2 separate regions of the Homo sapiens genome follow, and region 1 is linked to region 2. Evidence: read pairs that join two places in POLR2A ChIA-PET (ENCODE). Cell type or tissue: MCF 10A. All regions are shown on one strand.

Region 1 (8,000 bases), 190 kb before region 2:
CTATCTGCCGTGGGCGCCCAGAGAGAGCCCCTGACTCAGCCCAGAGCAGGGAGGGTCTCCCATGGCAAACCTTTGAGCAGACTGAAAGCTGGAGTGAAGGAGAGGTATCCCAGGCAGATGAACAGATGCACTTACCATGCAAAGTGCCTGGATAGCTGAGCACAGGTCCCATACCTTTGCCAGCTCCTTTGCAGGTATTCCAGCATATTCCTGAATCATGGCTCATGGAAAGTGGGCTAATGGAATATACCACTTCTGTGTCTGGGCCTGACCCCTCTGGTGAGATCCTTTCTTCTCTCTTTCCCCTCATCTGCTGGTTGAATGTTGATGTCTGAGATGATCTTGTTAAAGGTCCGTTGTGTCCCTGAATGACTGCCTGGAGCAGAGCTCTCCTCCCCGTGCTGCTACAGATACTCCTTTATGTGAGCAGAAATGAGGTCTCAATTTCTGTTGTGTTGAGCTTCTGAGATATGGGGTCATCTGTTACAGTCATAGGCATTATCTTAACCTGGACAGTGGGGAAAAATGGAGTGTCACCTACTGTATAGCTTCAGAGGGATGAGTGGGAAGGAGTGAGGAGGAGACGAAATAAGAACAGCTATTTGAGATCAGACTGAGAAGGACCATGATTTTTAGACAGTAGATTTGGACTTCATCCAGTGTTGGGCCCTTGAAAGGTTGTAAGTTGGACAGTTATGTGATCAGGCCTGAGGTTATGAACTATAACTCTGTGATTAAATAAATTAAAACACATCCATGTATCAAAATTCTCCTCAACCATTAAAAATAACAATGTAAAACAACTGTTTTTGACCTGAAAAGATGTCTACAATCCATTATGTGGGAAAAAAATGTAGCTTGAGAAATAGTGTATATAACATGAATATGCTTTTATTTCAAAAAGATCCACCATATCTGAGGTGGATTACATAACTGGCCCAGGTCTTCATCCTTTCCTGGATCCCTGCTCCTCTCCTTGTAATCTCCAGTGCCCTCCAGCTGTGGGTGAGGTGTACTTCCTTGTCTCTTGACTTGGGTGATGTGGTTTGGCTATGTCCCCACCCAAATCTCATCTTGAATTGTAGCTCCCATAATCCCCACATGTCATGGAAGGGACCTAGTGGGAGGTAACTGAATCACGGGACTGGTTTTTTCCCCGTGCTGTTCTTGTGATTAGTGAATAAGACTCCAGAGATCTGATGGTTTTATAAAGGGCAGCTCCCCTGCACACGCCCTCTTGCCTGCTGCCGTGTAAGACATGTCTTTGCTCCTCCTTCACCTTCCACCATGATTGTGAGGCCTCCTCAGCCATGTGGAAGTATAAGTCCATTAAACCTCTTTTTCTTTATAAATTGCCCAGTCTCAGGTATTTTTTTCATAGTAGTATGAAAATGGACCAATACATGGGGTTAGCCACATTATTTACTTTATCCATAGGATGAGACAGAAGTGATGGATGTACCAGTTCTGGGAGTGGTTTCAGTTGGTCTCTTTTGCTGTTGAGAAGAAAATTCTTATGCTACCCACTGGTCTCAGGAGGTGGATGAGGGATATGCAGAATTAAGTCACCAGCCAAGACCAGCCCCAATCAGCCAACCCTAAGCCAATTCCCAAAGGAATGAGTAAGCCCAGCCAAGATCAGCAGAGGCATCCACTGAGCCCAGCCTCCGTCAGCCAAACTATGACAATCTGCAGCTCATAAAAACACATGATTGTTTGAAGCCACTAAGTTCTAGGATGGTTTGTTACATAGGTTTTTTTTTGTGGCAATTGCTAATTGGTACAATATCTATATATGAATGATTATTAAAAAGTCTGGAAGAAGTTGAATTTTGAGTAATATCGTTTCTTTTTTAGTATTATTTGAATTTATTTTAATGAGCCCATATAACTTTTATAATAATGAAAAATAAAGTAATATTTTGAAAAAGTCTGGGAATGGCCTGGAGAACAGATTAGCTGGGAAGAGACTGGAGCTAGGCAGCCCATCAGGAGGTTGGTGCACTGGTTTTTGTTTGTTTGTGGTTTTTTTGGTCTTTTTTTTTTTTGAGACAGAGTCTCACTCTGTCACCTGGGTTGGAGTGCAGTGGGATTACAGGTGTGAGTCACTGCGCCCGGCCTGTGCACTGTTTTTGTTTGTTTGTTTGTTTTGAGACAGAGTCTTGCTCTGTCACCCAAGTTGGATTGTAGTGGCAAGATCTTGGCTCACTGCAACCTCCACCTCCTGGGTTCAAGCAATTCTCTTGCCTCAGCCTCTCTAGAAGCTGGGGTTACAGATGCACGCCACCACACCTGGCTGATTTTTGTCTTTTTAGTAGAGACGGGGTTTCACCATGTTGGCCAGGCTGGTCTTGAACTCCTGACCTCAGGTGATCCGCCTGCCTTAGTTGGCCTTCCAAAGTGCTGGAATTACAGGCATGAGCCACTGCACCTGGCCTGTGCACTGTTTTTTAACGGGGCTGCTGAAGGCCTGAGCCAGAGCAGGGCTCCCGCTTCCCCACAGCATCACATGCCTGTGTTCCCTCTCCACACCCTCCTTCCCTTTAAGGAACTAGTTTCAAAGAGAGCAGTCTTGCTGAAAAGAGAAATAATAAACTGCCTCTGGAAATTGGTGACTGTAGATGGTTCCTTTTAGGAGCATCTGCATTTTAACAGGGACAGGGAGAAATTCTCCAATGATGGAAGTTTGGGAGTTGGAAAGCAGATGTATTTGGGAAAGTGCCTTCTTATGCCTTCCCAGCTCATTGCATGGGTCAAAGCCAACACCTTCCCTGCCGCCCACACATGTAGCCATAAGCTCCTGATTCTCCTCTGTAACCCTGGAACCATTAGCACCCAACACAGGGTACTCCCCTGGGGTACCAGCTAAGTGGGGAGGAGGGGGCACTGTGAGTTGGGAAGCCTGGGGGAGTGAGTGCAGGAGACACCACACCTAAGCCTTTCATGTCGGGGCTAGGGCATGAGCTGATCCAGATGGAACTTGCTGGAAGGAACCAGACTTGCTTCCTGCACTATTCCCCTTCATGGTGGCCTGTCTCCTCACCAGAGTATAATACGCTTCTCAAAAAAATGTTGGTTTTGGAGACAGGGTCTCACTCTGTCACCCAGGCCCAAATTTTTTACTGTGGTAAAAGACATATAAGATTTACCGTCTTGCACTTTGGGAGGCCGAAGCAGGCGGATCACCCGAGGTCAGCAGTTCGAGACCAGCCTGGCCAACATGGTGAAACCCCGCCTCTACTACAAATACAAAGAAATTAGCCAGGCGTTGTGGTGGGTGCCTGTAGTCTCTTCTCCTCCTCCTTCTTTTTTGAAACGGAGTTTCACTCTTGTCGCCCAGGCTGGAGTGCAGTGCATGATCTTGGCTCACTGCAAGCTCCGCCTCCCGGGTTCAAGCGATTCTCCTGCCTCAGCCTCTCAGGTAGCTGGGACCACAGGTGCTTGCCACCACACCTCCCAAACTGTTGGGATTACAGGCGTGAGCCACCATGCCTGGCCTCATCATCATCTTTCTAGAGGAAAAAGACACTCAGTGAGGCAGAGAGCATGTCTGTCCTGTTTCTCACCAATCCCCTTGGGGTCTAGAATGGCTCCCGACACACAGAAATTGCTCAATAAATGCTGGTGAGTGAGTGGATCTCGACGCCACAGGAGAGAAGACAAACCACCACAGTGCGGTGCCATCTACAAAGTCACGCCGCATCCATCCCATGGGGCACCTCAGTCCAGGGCTCTCCTTTCACGGAGCCAAGCTGCCCCTCTGAAAAAAAAGGAAAAACAGGGAGAGATACCATAAAGCAGCTTATATGCTCCTGAAACTAAAATAATATTTGTGGAAATGCTTGCTTGGTGTTGGGAAATGAAATCTGGAACTACATCCTTTATGTCATTTCTTTCATCATGATCTCTGCTGAAGACTGAAAATTTGGAATACTGGGGTTGGAAGGTACCTTAAGATTCATCTACAATGATTACCCACTGGAGGCCCGGTGCGGTGGCTCACGCCTGTAACCCCAGCACTTTGGGAGGCTGAGGCGGGCGGATCACGAGGTCAGGAGATTGAGACCATCCTGGCTAACACGAGGAAACCCTGTCTCTACTAAAAATACAAAAAAAAAATTAGCTGTGCGTGGTGGCGGGCGCCTGTAGTCCCAGCTACTCAGGAGGCTGAGGCAGGAGAATGGTGTGAACCCGGGAGGCGGAGCTTGCAGTGAGCCGAGATCACGCCACTGTACTCCAGCCTGGGTGACAGAGCGAGACTCCATCTCAATAATAATAATAACCCACTGGATGATTTAATATTTTCTTCAGCAAGTGTGCAGGGGTAACACATTAGGAATTTGTTGCTTTGAATGTGTCATTTGTGAGAGACTCGGGGTTAAGTTATATCTAAAACAAAAGCAAATGCCTTGGAGTAGGGCCCCGAGGGGCTTGCTCATGAGGCATAGGCATGAAGCTCCAGGTTTGGGTTCTCGGCATCTATTTTGAATGTTCAGGGCCCATCTTTGCTATTCTAGCATTGGGAATGTTCCAGATGGTGCAAGGAGCTAGATCATAATCTCCAAAGAGGTCAGGTGTCACGACGGGGTTGGCTCTGCCACTGAGCCTACCCTACGTGTGTCTGTCTTTAATTTAGGAGGGGCCGTATGGCCCCCTCTTCATGGGATCTGGAGGAGGGACACGTGTTTGTCACTTTCTTCTGCAGGTAGCGTCAGCACCATGAAATTGGGAACCCCCAGCCCCAGGTGGTGGGAAGGCTCGTGCTGGCTTCTGAGCTGCCCACAGTGACTAAGAATGACGCATGAAAACAGCAGCTGAAAATGTCACCACCCACCTCCCCCACTTTCCACAAAAAAAAAACAAAAACGAAACATTGGCCCAGGGCAATGCAGTCTGTGAGCCAAACGAAGCAGCAACCGTTTATTTGTGGCCAGAGACAAAGTTTCCCTTGAAATCAGTGTTGCTCATGACCATCTTTATCCACTGTCCACAGACAAATAGATTCCTGAACGGGTCTCTGTGGCTAAAGCCCATTCAGTTCTATGGAGTCAGGCCCAACCTCACACCCCAGGGGTGATGTGGCAGGAACGCTTTATGATATGCCACTTAAAACCTGTCAACCCCAGGGTCCTCATTTTTAAAGGGGAGATCCTCCCCGCCCGGGCTGCCATCCAGCATGGGCATGAAATTCTGTGCAGAGCAGTGCTGTGCATCAGTTACTCTGGACAGCATCCCTTTATCACTGTGACCTTCCGTCCTTCTCAAGGTCTCATCTGACGAGTGGGAATCGGGGCCGCTACCTCCCCAGCTCAGGGGAGCTGAGCCAGCTGTCCTTTGGTCCCTCCTCCCCGACAGGGACTCCCTGGCAATCACTGACTTTGGCATCAATCACTATCTTTATGGAAAATCAAAGGAACTCCTATCAATAAAAGTTAGGCGGGGGATGTGGAAGTATACAGCAACCTGACCAGCGTGGGCCTTCGTCATAAAGGGTCACATAAGTTATTGAAAAGTTGTAAATATATGATTCAGAGCCCGGCATCCTCAGAGTTGGAAGAAGAGGCAGAAGGCCTTTGGTCCACCCTCATATTCAGGGGTAAGGCAGGCAGAGATTATTACCTCCCAATACAGGGATGGGAAAACTGAGACCCATCCTCAAGACCACCCTGCAACCTAGTCTTCCTCCTGGAGAAGACCCAGAAGATTTGGGCTGAGCCCCCAAACACTGACCTATTTTTGTAAGACCTTTTTTTGTTGTCGTTTATTTTTAGTTAACAGGATAATTTTAAGGTCCTCATGATTAGTAGTGAGCCTGCAAAGCCAGCCCTGCTGTTAACTAGAACAATCCAACAGGAGGCAGATCTTGTCAGGGGTGGTAGGGAGACAATAAGATTCTCAATCAGACAGGAGTGGAGAGGACCTGGCAGGATGGTGGTGGAGCTGGACGTGCAGGTGAAGAGGTTTGCCGACGGCTCTGTTATTGGTGCATTGGGCTCTTGCAATCTCCCAGGATAGAAATCAAGAGAGGTGGCTGGGCATGGTGGTTCACGCCTGTAATTGTAGCATTTGGGAGGCCAAGGAAGGCAGATCATTTGAGGTCAGGAGTCCAAGACCAGCCTGACCAACATGGAGAAACCCTATCTCTACTAAAAATACAAAATTAGTGGGGCGTGGTGGCGCATGCCTGTAATCCCAGCAATTTAGGAGGCTGAGGCAGGAGAATTGCTTGAACGCGGGAGGCGGAGGTTGTGGTGAGCCTAGATCACGCCATTGCACTCCAGCCTGGGCGACAAGAGCGAAACTCCATCTCAAAAAAAAAAAAAAAAAAAAAAAGGAAATTAGCCAGCTCTGGTGGTGTGTGGCTGTAATCCCAGCTAGTAGGGAGGCTGAGGCAGGAGAATCGCTTGAACCCAGGGTGCGGAGGTTGCAGTGAGCTGAGATTGCACCACTACACTCCAGCCTGGGTGACAGAGTGAGACTCTGTCTCAAAAAATAAAATAAAATAAAATAAAATAAAATAAAATAAAATAAAATAAAATAAAATTCAAGAGAGGTCAGCAGACACAGCAGCAAAGAGAAAGAGAAAGCTCATTTAGCTTGCGCACAAGGGAGCCGGCACCATGAAAGGGAAAAGGCAGGCTGCTCTCTGAAGGTAGCGGAGTTGTGTTAGAGCATGTGTGTGTGTATGTGTGTGTGTGTGCATGACAGAGAGAAAAAGACAGGCCTTCCCCTACAATACTGTGGCCTCCACTATGTAATTGATAGAGGTATGAATTTGTTTATTTTGGATTTATTTGGCCAGTAATGGACCCAGGATCTTCTAGGTTGTTTTGACTTTCATATTGCTATGCTATGCATAACAAAACCCCCGTCTCTACAAAAATAAAAGATAAAATGAGCCAGGTGTGGTGGCCCAGGCCCATAGTCCTAGCTACTCAGGAGGCTGAGGCAGAAGCATCACTTGAGCCTGGGAGGTAGAGTCTACAGTGAGCCATGATCACACTACTGTACTCCAGAGCCTGTTTCTAACAGCAACAACAAAATCAAGGAATAAAGAATCTAAATCCTTGGGGGTCATCTCACCCAAGGCCTCCCCTTGAGGTCCCGGCCCATGGCCACCCACCTAAGTGCCTGTCCTCAGCCCTCCTGGCTCTTCCCTCTCCCCTCCCCTCCCCTCCTGTGGGATCCCTGGGCAGTCTGGTTGAGCGCTGAGAAAGCTTCCGTCGGTGCAGCTCAGACCCCCTCAGTCACTCGCATGAGACCCTTCTGAGCTCCCTGTGCCTGGCTCCCCAGCCCCAGCCCCACAGCCAGCCAGCTCTGCTCTGCCCCACTCCCCGGTGCTGTCTCGAGAGCACCTCACACTGTGGCCCCACACTGTCTCCACTGTGGCCCGCTTGTCCATGGTGGGAATAAGCCGCGGCGTTCTCTGTTTCCTCCACTTGTCCTCCTCTGCCCTCCCTCCAGCACCCTCCATCCCACGGCGTTTGCCTCACTGGTGTTCTCTCCATCATCCATTTCTCTCCAAGCCTGGAGACCCCCAGTCATGGTCTCCAAGCTCATCTCAAATCCCCACCTTCACGGAACATTCCCTGGCCACCCACCCTCCCCACCAGGCAAGGATCCTTGGTTCTTCCTCTGGGCCACCACAGGATTCCCCAGCTCCGGGTCAGGGGCTGTCTTCTCGGGGAATCCCTGGGTGTCTAGCACAGGGCCTGGCCCCCCTACAAGTACAGGGCAAACATGTTTTAAATGAATGGGTTGGGTCAGTGGATGATAGGATCTGTTTCTTCTGATGCTTCGTGAAAGCCCTTTGGGGCCATTGAATTTTCCTACATTATCATTTCTTTGTCAAGGTAATTAGGGAAGATATTATTTTTCCATTTTACAGGTGAGATAAGTGATCCCACCACAAAGCTGGCTCCTGTACATGCCTCTCTGGTCCTGCTTCTGGCTGACGGGCTGGAACCACACCTGCCTGGCCTGTGGGAGGCAGTGGAGGA
Region 2 (8,000 bases):
CTTCAACCTGTCTATATTTAAAGTGAATGTAGTTAGTTCTTGCTTTTATATCCATTTTGACATCTGCCCCTTAATTTTAAAGTTTAGTCCATGAATATTAGAGATAATTATTGATGCAGTTGGTAACTTTATTATTTGTTTCCTGTTTGTCCCATTTGGTTTCTTGTTCCACTGTTTATCTTGGCTTTTTTTGGTTTAAATTTTTTTTTTTTTTTTTGAGATGGAGTCTTGCTCTGTCGCCAGGCTGGAGTGCAATGGTGCGATCTTGGCTCACTGCAACCTCTGCCTCCCAGGTTCAAGCAATTCTTCTGCGTCAGCCTCCCGAGTAGCTGGGACTACAGGTGTGCACCACCACGCCTGGCTAATTTTTGTATTTTTAGTAGAGATGGGGTTTCACCATGTTGGCCAGTATGGTCTTGATCTCCTGACCTCGTGATCCACCCGCCTCGGCCTCCCAAAGAGCTAGGATTACAGGCATGAGCCACCACGCCCAGCCTAAAAAATATTTTTAATAATTCACTTTTAATTTTTTTGTTAGCTATATCTTCTTTTGTTTGTTTGAGACAGAGTCTGTCTCCGTCGCCCATGCTGGAGTGCACTAGCGATCGTGGCTCACTGCAACTTCCGCCTCCCGGGTTCAAGCGAGTCTCCTGCCTCAGCCTCCCAAGTAGCTGGGATTACAGGCACCCACCATCATGCCCAGCTAATTTTTGTATTTTTGTAGAGACGGGGTTTCACCATGTTGGCCACGTTGGTCTCAAAACTCCTGACCTCAGGTGATCTGCCGACCTTGGCCTCCCAAAGTGCTGGGATTATAGGCGTGAGCCACCACACCCAGCCAGCTATATCTTTTTACATTATTTTTTGGTAGTTGATCCTTGCATCATAATATACATCATTACCTTTCAGTTTACTTAAGGTTGATACTGTAAGCCCTAATATTAAATTTTTTAAATATATAGCTGTAGGTAAAGACCCTCTTGTTCCTTTCTTCTATGAAGAGTTTGGTATATCTCCTTCCCAGCTACTTTTTAAAAATTCTTCTTGTATATATATATACACATATATATATATATATATATGTATAGGTCATGTGTATATATATAGGACATTGTGTGTGTGTGTGTGTGTGTGTATATATGTCAATGTATATAATATTATTCAATCCATGAACAACATATAGGATTGTCTTGGTAGCTTAAAATTTTTACACATATGATGCCATGCTATCTTTATTGTTCTGTAGCTTTTTTCCTTCCTAATGCAATATTTTGAGATCTATCTATATTGATAAATTCACTCCTATTTTGTTCAGTTTAACTGCAGGACACTCTTCAATCTTGTGAATACATCACCCAATTTATTTGTCATTTCTGCTACTGATGGATATTTAGGCTGCATCTAATTATTTTCTCTGACAGCCGTGCTGCGGTGATGTTATTATACCTACTTTCTTGGTTATTATCTAGACTTAACAATGCTTGAACTTCACCAGCTTGCTAAATCGCTCTCTAAAGTGACTGTACTATTTGCATTGTGACCAGCAGTATACGAGAGTGCCCATTTCTCAAAATATTAAGAATAGGATTCATAGATAGTCACATTTCAAGTGATTTTTCTTTTCTTGGCGTGTGTGTGTGTGTGTGTGTGTGTGTGTGTGTGTGTGTGTGTTGTTTTTAAGACAGGGTCTCACTGTCACCCAGGCTGGAGTTCAGTGGCATGATCATGATCTCGGCTCATTGCAGCATCAACCTCCTGGACTCAAGCAGTCCTCCCATTTCAGCCTCCAAAGGAGCTGGGACTACAGGCACAGCTTGTATACCTTCTGTCATTGTTTTTTTTTTTTTTTCTTTTTTCCCCTAAACAGTAAGTTATTGTTATTCTAACAAAAAAGTAAAGCTTTTTGATATCAAATCAACAGCAGAGAGGCTGGGCACAGTGGCTCACGCCTGTAATCCCAGCACTTTGGGAGGCTGAGACAGGAAGATCACTTGAGGTCAGGAGTTTGAGCCCAGCCTGGCCAACGTGGTGAAACCCTGTCTCTACTAAAAATACGAGAATTACCCAGGCATAGTGGTGTGTGCCTGTAATTCCAGCTACTAGGGAGGCTGAGGTAGGAGAATCGCTTGAACCCAAAAGGGCTGCAGTGAACAGAGATTGCACCACTGCACTCCAGCCTGGGTGACAGAGTGAGACTCAATCTCAAAAATAATAATAATAAAATAATAAATTTTAAAAAATCAACAGCAGAACCTGCTCTTTCTCCCATACTCCTGCCATTCCAGGGACGATCACCCTTAGTTGCCCACATATCTCAAGCCAAAAACCAGGAGGTGTTTACGACTCTCTTGTCTCTTCTGTCTCCTATCCTGCACCTCCCTGTGCCCTGCACATACTGCTTTAGTTCTTAAAAACAGTTAATTGCGCATTTACTTTCTTTCTTTTTTTTTTTTTTTTTTTTTTGAGATGGAGTCTCGCTCTGTGGCCCAGGCGGGAGTGCAGTGGCGCAATCTCAGCTCACTGCAACCTCCGCCTCCTGGGTTCACGCCATTCTCCTGCCTCAGCCTCCCAAGTAGCTGGGACTACAGGCGCCCGCCATCACGCCTGGATAATTTTTTTGTATTTTTAGTAGAGACAGGGTTTCACCGTGTTAGCCAGGATGGTCTCGATCTCCTGACCTCGTGATCCGCCCGCCTCAGCCTTCCAAAGTGCTGGGATTACAAGCGTGAGCCACCGCGCCCGGCCGCATTTACTTTCTTACATTCTCCCCAGCTATTGAGGAAGCCCTTTGAGGGCAGGAAATGTACTGTGCTCTTCTCTGTAATTATGAGACTTTCACTGCCTGGCACAAAGCAGGTGCTTGGGAGCACACAGGGTATTGCAGGGTGGATGCTGACCTTCCCCATCACACAAAGAGAAAAAGCTCAGAGAACTTACACAGGTCATATGCCCACCATGTAGGACAAACACCCAAGCTGAGCCTTGTGACTTTCAACTCCCCGTCCTGGGCTAAATGACTTGCCAATGGTCACACAGCTGCAAATGGTACCAGAAGTGGGGTGCCCAGTCTTTGCCCCTCCAGTGACAGCAGGCTGGCCTTCTTCAGGGTAGACTGACTACTTGGTTTGCTACAGACTTTTATGCCTCAACAGAATTCAATAATTCATTGTGGATGTCAGTTACAAGTTCTGGGCAGCCCGCCTAATCTCTGGAGTCACTTAAAAATCTCTGTCGTTACTGCAAAGGTGAATGTTTGGACAATTTATTCTGTGCGTCCTGTCAATAGAGACACCCTGGAGTCCTCATTTCAGCACCGCATTTCATTGTTTTAAGCTGAAATGTGCTGATGTGCTTCCACCACATTATCTCTGTAATCACTTTCTTTTGCTGTGGAAATGATCAGGAAATTGTGCTTTGATACAAGGGAAGGGTGATGAGGCCACGCAGTGCTAAGCTAGGATTCCACAATTAACGTTTGTGACAGGGAAACTGTTATCAAAGAAGCCACAGGAGAACATCTTGGGGCCACCTCTTGGAGTCAGGAAATTTGAAACATATATTTCACAGACGTGCATTTTGCTGTAAACCTCTCTGCATAATGCATGAGATTTGATTTAATGTCATTGTTAATTCTGGTGCTCACAATGGTGGGCTCTTCAGGGAGCCATCATTTTTATTTCAGTTTTTTTTTTTTTCCCTGGCAACAGAATTCTGAGACCATTTTAGGGTTGTTCTGAATTGTGTGAGCACAAGACACCTTCCTGGGGAGGGGGTGCAGATGCTAGGTGTGGCTTTTCCAGAGGCTGTGGCCAGGGAGACAGGTGGCTGATTGCCTCGGGCTCCAAATCGAGCCATTCTTGGGGATCCCACTCAGGCCTGGTCTGGGTGCCTTGTGCCTGGATGTGTTTGGTCAGAGCTGGAAGGTTGCAGTTTTTAAAAAAAAGAATGAATGAGTGAATCAAAAGAAAAAGGCTTTAGGCCAGGCGCGGTGGCTTACGCCTATAATCCCAACACTTTGGGAGGCCGAGGTGGGTGGATCACCTGAGGTCAGGAGTTCGAGACCAGCCTGGCCAACATGGTGAAACCCCGTCTCTACTAAAATTACAAAAAAAAAAAAAAAAAAGCCAGGCGTGGTGGCGGGCGCCTGTAATCCCAGCTACTAGAGATGCTGAGGCAGGAGAACCACTTGAATCTGGGAGGCGGAGGTTGTAGTAAGCCAAGATTGCACCACTGCACTCCAGCCTGGGCGATGGAGTGAAACTCCATTTCAAGAAAAAGGAAAAAAAGACTTTGTAGCAGAGTAGAAAAGAAATAAAACAATAATCAACTTTCAAGATGCATAAAAGAATCATTCTGGCCTAGGTTAGCTAGGAGTGAGAGCTAAAAAGAACAGAAAAACAGATCATGTATGGTGAAGGTGCGGGAGGGAGTAAAAACATGAATGAAGGGAGGAGGAAGGCGTAGCCAGGCATTGGACAAGAGACCAGTGGGGAAGAAGGAGCCGGGAGGGGAAAGGGGAAGAGGAGTCCAGAAAGCCTCACTGAGGCCCACAGGCCCTGGTGGTTCCTCCGAAGGATAGGGCTCAGGGCTGGGTGCCTGTAGTCCTGCTCCCTGGAGCCCTGAAGCAGTGAGGGCATGAGGTGCAGTCCTCCTGCTCTAAGCTGGATGAGGGCTGGTGGGGGGTGAGCAGGGACCTGGAGCCTCTCAAAGGACTTCAGTGCAGAGGCTGCCAGGGGCACCGCCATGCATCTCTGTTTCCTGCCTAAACGTGGGCTGATGGTGACAGCTGACAACCCAGTGTGGATTAAACTTGCTGAGTCACTGCAAAAGGTGGGGCTGATCCTAGCTCAGGATTTTTGGTCTCTGACTGGCGTTCTCAGAGCTGGGAGTAGGCAGTGTAAAAACCCATTGTAGGGCCAGGTGCAGTGGCTCATGCCTGTAATCCTAGCACTCCGGGAGGCCGAGTTGGGTGGATTGCCTGAGCTCAGGAGTTTGAGACCAGCCTGGGCAACATGGTGGAACCCCATCTATACTAAAATAAAAAATATTCACTGGGCATGGTGGTGTGTGTTTGTAATCCCAGCTACTTGGGAGGCTGAAGCAGGAGAGTCGCTTGAACCCAGGAGGTGGAGTTTGCAGTGAGCCGAGATTGTGCCACTGCAGTCCAGCCTGGGGGTTAGAGCGAGACTCTGTCTCAAAACAAACAGACGAAAAACAAAACCCACTGTATAGATGGGAAGCCCAAGGCCCAGGTGTCTCCCTTTGGCTCCCACAGCTCCGTGGAAAAACATGGGGTTGCCCTGGTTCAAATCCCAGCTCTGCCACTCACTAGCTGTGTGACTTCAGGTGTGTTCTCTTACTGTTCTGTGGGGGGCCTCTGGATTCTCATGTGCACACTAGGAATGAGAATATCAGAGGGCACACAGACCTACTCCAGTGTCCTCACAGGAGAAACTCATCCAGTAGGATTAATATTCCTGGCCTCCCCATGCCTCCTCCCATGGGAAGAGTAGAGAATATTCTGACTGTCACTCCCCAGAGAGGAAGCCAGGCCTGGTTAGCTGTGCCAGTCCTCAAGAGCCAGCTGTCTGCAGGGCCAGTGACCGGGCGGTGAGTCCGTCTGAATCACAGTGACCAGTTAGCAAAGGCCCTCATCCACAGATCAGGGCCTCTGGGCAGCTGTAGGGAAACTTCAGTTTCCACCTGTGGGCCTCCTGAAAGACCGCTTTCTCAATTTGTTACAGTAGTAGCTAGTCAGACGGGAGCGGGGCAGGGGAGGGCTCCCCCCACCCCCACTAGGAGAGTCAGGTGGCCACGTGATGGCAGGCAGTTGTTACTGTTTCTCTATAATTGTAATTGTTTGCAGCCAGAACCAGGGAACGCAGCCTCTGAATAGAATCACCTGAAGCTGGTGCCATGGTAATAAGCTTCCCCCGACAAAGATCTCAGGAGTTGGGCGAGCGAGTTCACACACGAGCACTAGGAGGCAAAATGGTGGAATTTAACTTGTGTTTGACCTCATGGGAACGAGGAGAGAAGCCACTTCTCTTACTGTCTCCTGTCTCTGAAGAGGAGGAGGAAGTAAACGTTGAAAAACAACAGGAATGAAGTCAGTGGCAAGACCAGCCGGTGCCACCGATGACCCGGCCTGAGGTTAAAAGATTACCCCCCGACCTCTAACCACACGTGCTCTCAATCCATCACGACCCGTTCACGTGGAACCCCTTAGAGTTGTAAGCCCTTAAAAGGGCCAGGAACGGTGTCTTCGGCGAGGTCGGCTCTTAAGACGCGAGTCTGTCGGCGTTCCAGGCTGGATAAAAAACCTCGTCCTTCTTTAGTCTGGTGTCTGAGGAGTTTTGTCTGCGGCTCGTCCTGCTACAGGAGCGCTCGACGGGTAAGGGGAAAACACCCAGGCGAGCACGCACACAGCTCCGGTAAACACTGTGCGTGCTCCCCTCCAAAGTGCTGGCGGGCCTCTGTGCATGCGGACAGCCCACCCCAAGGGAGGAATCGGGAGAAGGCACACAGACCTCAGATGCCTGCCAACACATAAAACCTTTTTTTTTCTTGAGACAGTCTCACTTGTCACTCAAGCTGGAGTACAGTGGCGCAATCTCGTCTCACTGCAACCTCCGCCTCCCAGGTTCAAGTGATTCTCCTGCCTCCGCCTCCCAAGTAGCTGGGACTACAGGTGCCCACCCCCGCCGCCCCCCGTCCCCCTGCCCCCCACCTGGCTAATTTTTGTATTTTTAGTAGACACAGGGTTTCATCATGTTGGCCAGGCTGGTCTCGAACTCCTGACCTCAGGTAATCCACCCGCCTTGGCCTCCCAAAGTGCTGGGATTACAGGCGTGAGTCGCCGAGCCCGGCCAGTCGAACTCTTTCTTCTGAGGAGGTAAGGATTGAGATTGCTGCAGAACATAGGGATTCGTGGTCAGTAATATACCATGTGTCTGAGGTAGGTTCTCAGCTTGGGCAGAGAAGAGGGGTGTCATTTGGGGACTCCATCCGCAGCTGGGATGGCACGAGGCTTACCAGGGGGTGTAACGGCCACTCTGCAACCCTCCCTATCTCTGTCCCCATGCCCATGACCCTGCACCATCCATGTTCTGAAGGCAGGGCCAGCTCAGCGCCCACCAGCACCGAGCTGCTACTGAGCCGCCCTCTCTCCTAGAAGGAAAATGGATTCAGCTAGTGGCTCCCCACCAGACTGGCACCCTCGCGACTCATCCCCGCCATTGGTAAAGGAATGACCGGGCCTCAGGGGCATGGTGCTGCCACCTGGACGTCAGACAGAATCGGAGTTGGAGGCTGGTTGGGAGAAAGCAGAACCCTCTCCAGCTTGCCCTGGAGTGTGAGGTGCCCGCGGTGCACCGATAGGTCAACACCCCATGCAGGCACGAAGGAGATGGCAGCCACCAGGCTCGGTTGAAATATTCATTTCAAGGGAATTCCTTGTCCATTCAAATGACTGAACAACAGCTTGATTTCATGGAATAATGGCTTTTATTAAGAAGCCAACAGGAATGATCACAGTGGGGAGTCTTGTGTCTTGGCAGTGGGTGTTTGTAGAGCACCCAGTGTTCACCAGCAACTCTGTGCAAGTCTCGGAGGGTGGTTGGTGTGTTGGAGGATGTGGGTATACAGTAGCATGGGCATGCATGTGCATACGTGTTCATACATGCACCTGCAGCGGGAACTTGGTGAATACTTGTTGGTTGGTGTGTTTTTTTGTTTTTTTTTTTTTTTGAGATGGAGTTTTGCTCTTGTTGCCCAGGCTGGAGTGCAATGGCGCCATCTTGGCTCACTGCAACCTGTCTTCCCAGTTCAAGCAATTCTCCTGCTTCGGCCTCCCAAGTAGCTGGGATTACAGGTGTGTGCCACTACACCTGGATAAATTTTTTTTTTCTTTTTTTTTTGTGGAGACAGGCTTTCACCATGTTGGATCAGGCTGGTCTCAAACTCCTGACCTCAAGTGATGCGCCTGCCTCGGCCTCCCC

What was found. Peaks named below come from ENCODE experiments on the same cell type or tissue, not always from the same donor. Only the 100,000 strongest peaks of a DNase experiment are listed, where the experiment ranks them.
Region 1: POLR2A ChIA-PET joins it to region 2 with 5 read pairs; 2 of 35 experiments call an interaction of 5 or more read pairs at or near these places.

Annotation. Positions count from the first base shown.
Region 1 is chr22:45,061,547-45,069,546 of GRCh38, reverse strand. No RefSeq gene overlaps it. Among named protein-coding and RNA genes, the nearest start is that of PHF21B, 56 kb to the right of the region's middle. In MCF 10A, no CTCF peak of the experiment used is centred here; a DNase peak (open chromatin) is centred at 4,826.
Region 2 is chr22:44,867,033-44,875,032 of GRCh38, reverse strand. LOC124905133 (a long non-coding RNA gene) reads left to right here and starts at 6,791. Exons shown (of 4, transcript XR_007068129.1): 1 at 6,791-8,000. RefSeq lists enhancers at 4,049-4,960, 5,873-6,784, 5,630-6,829, 6,785-7,697. In MCF 10A, no CTCF peak of the experiment used is centred here; a DNase peak (open chromatin) is centred at 4,852.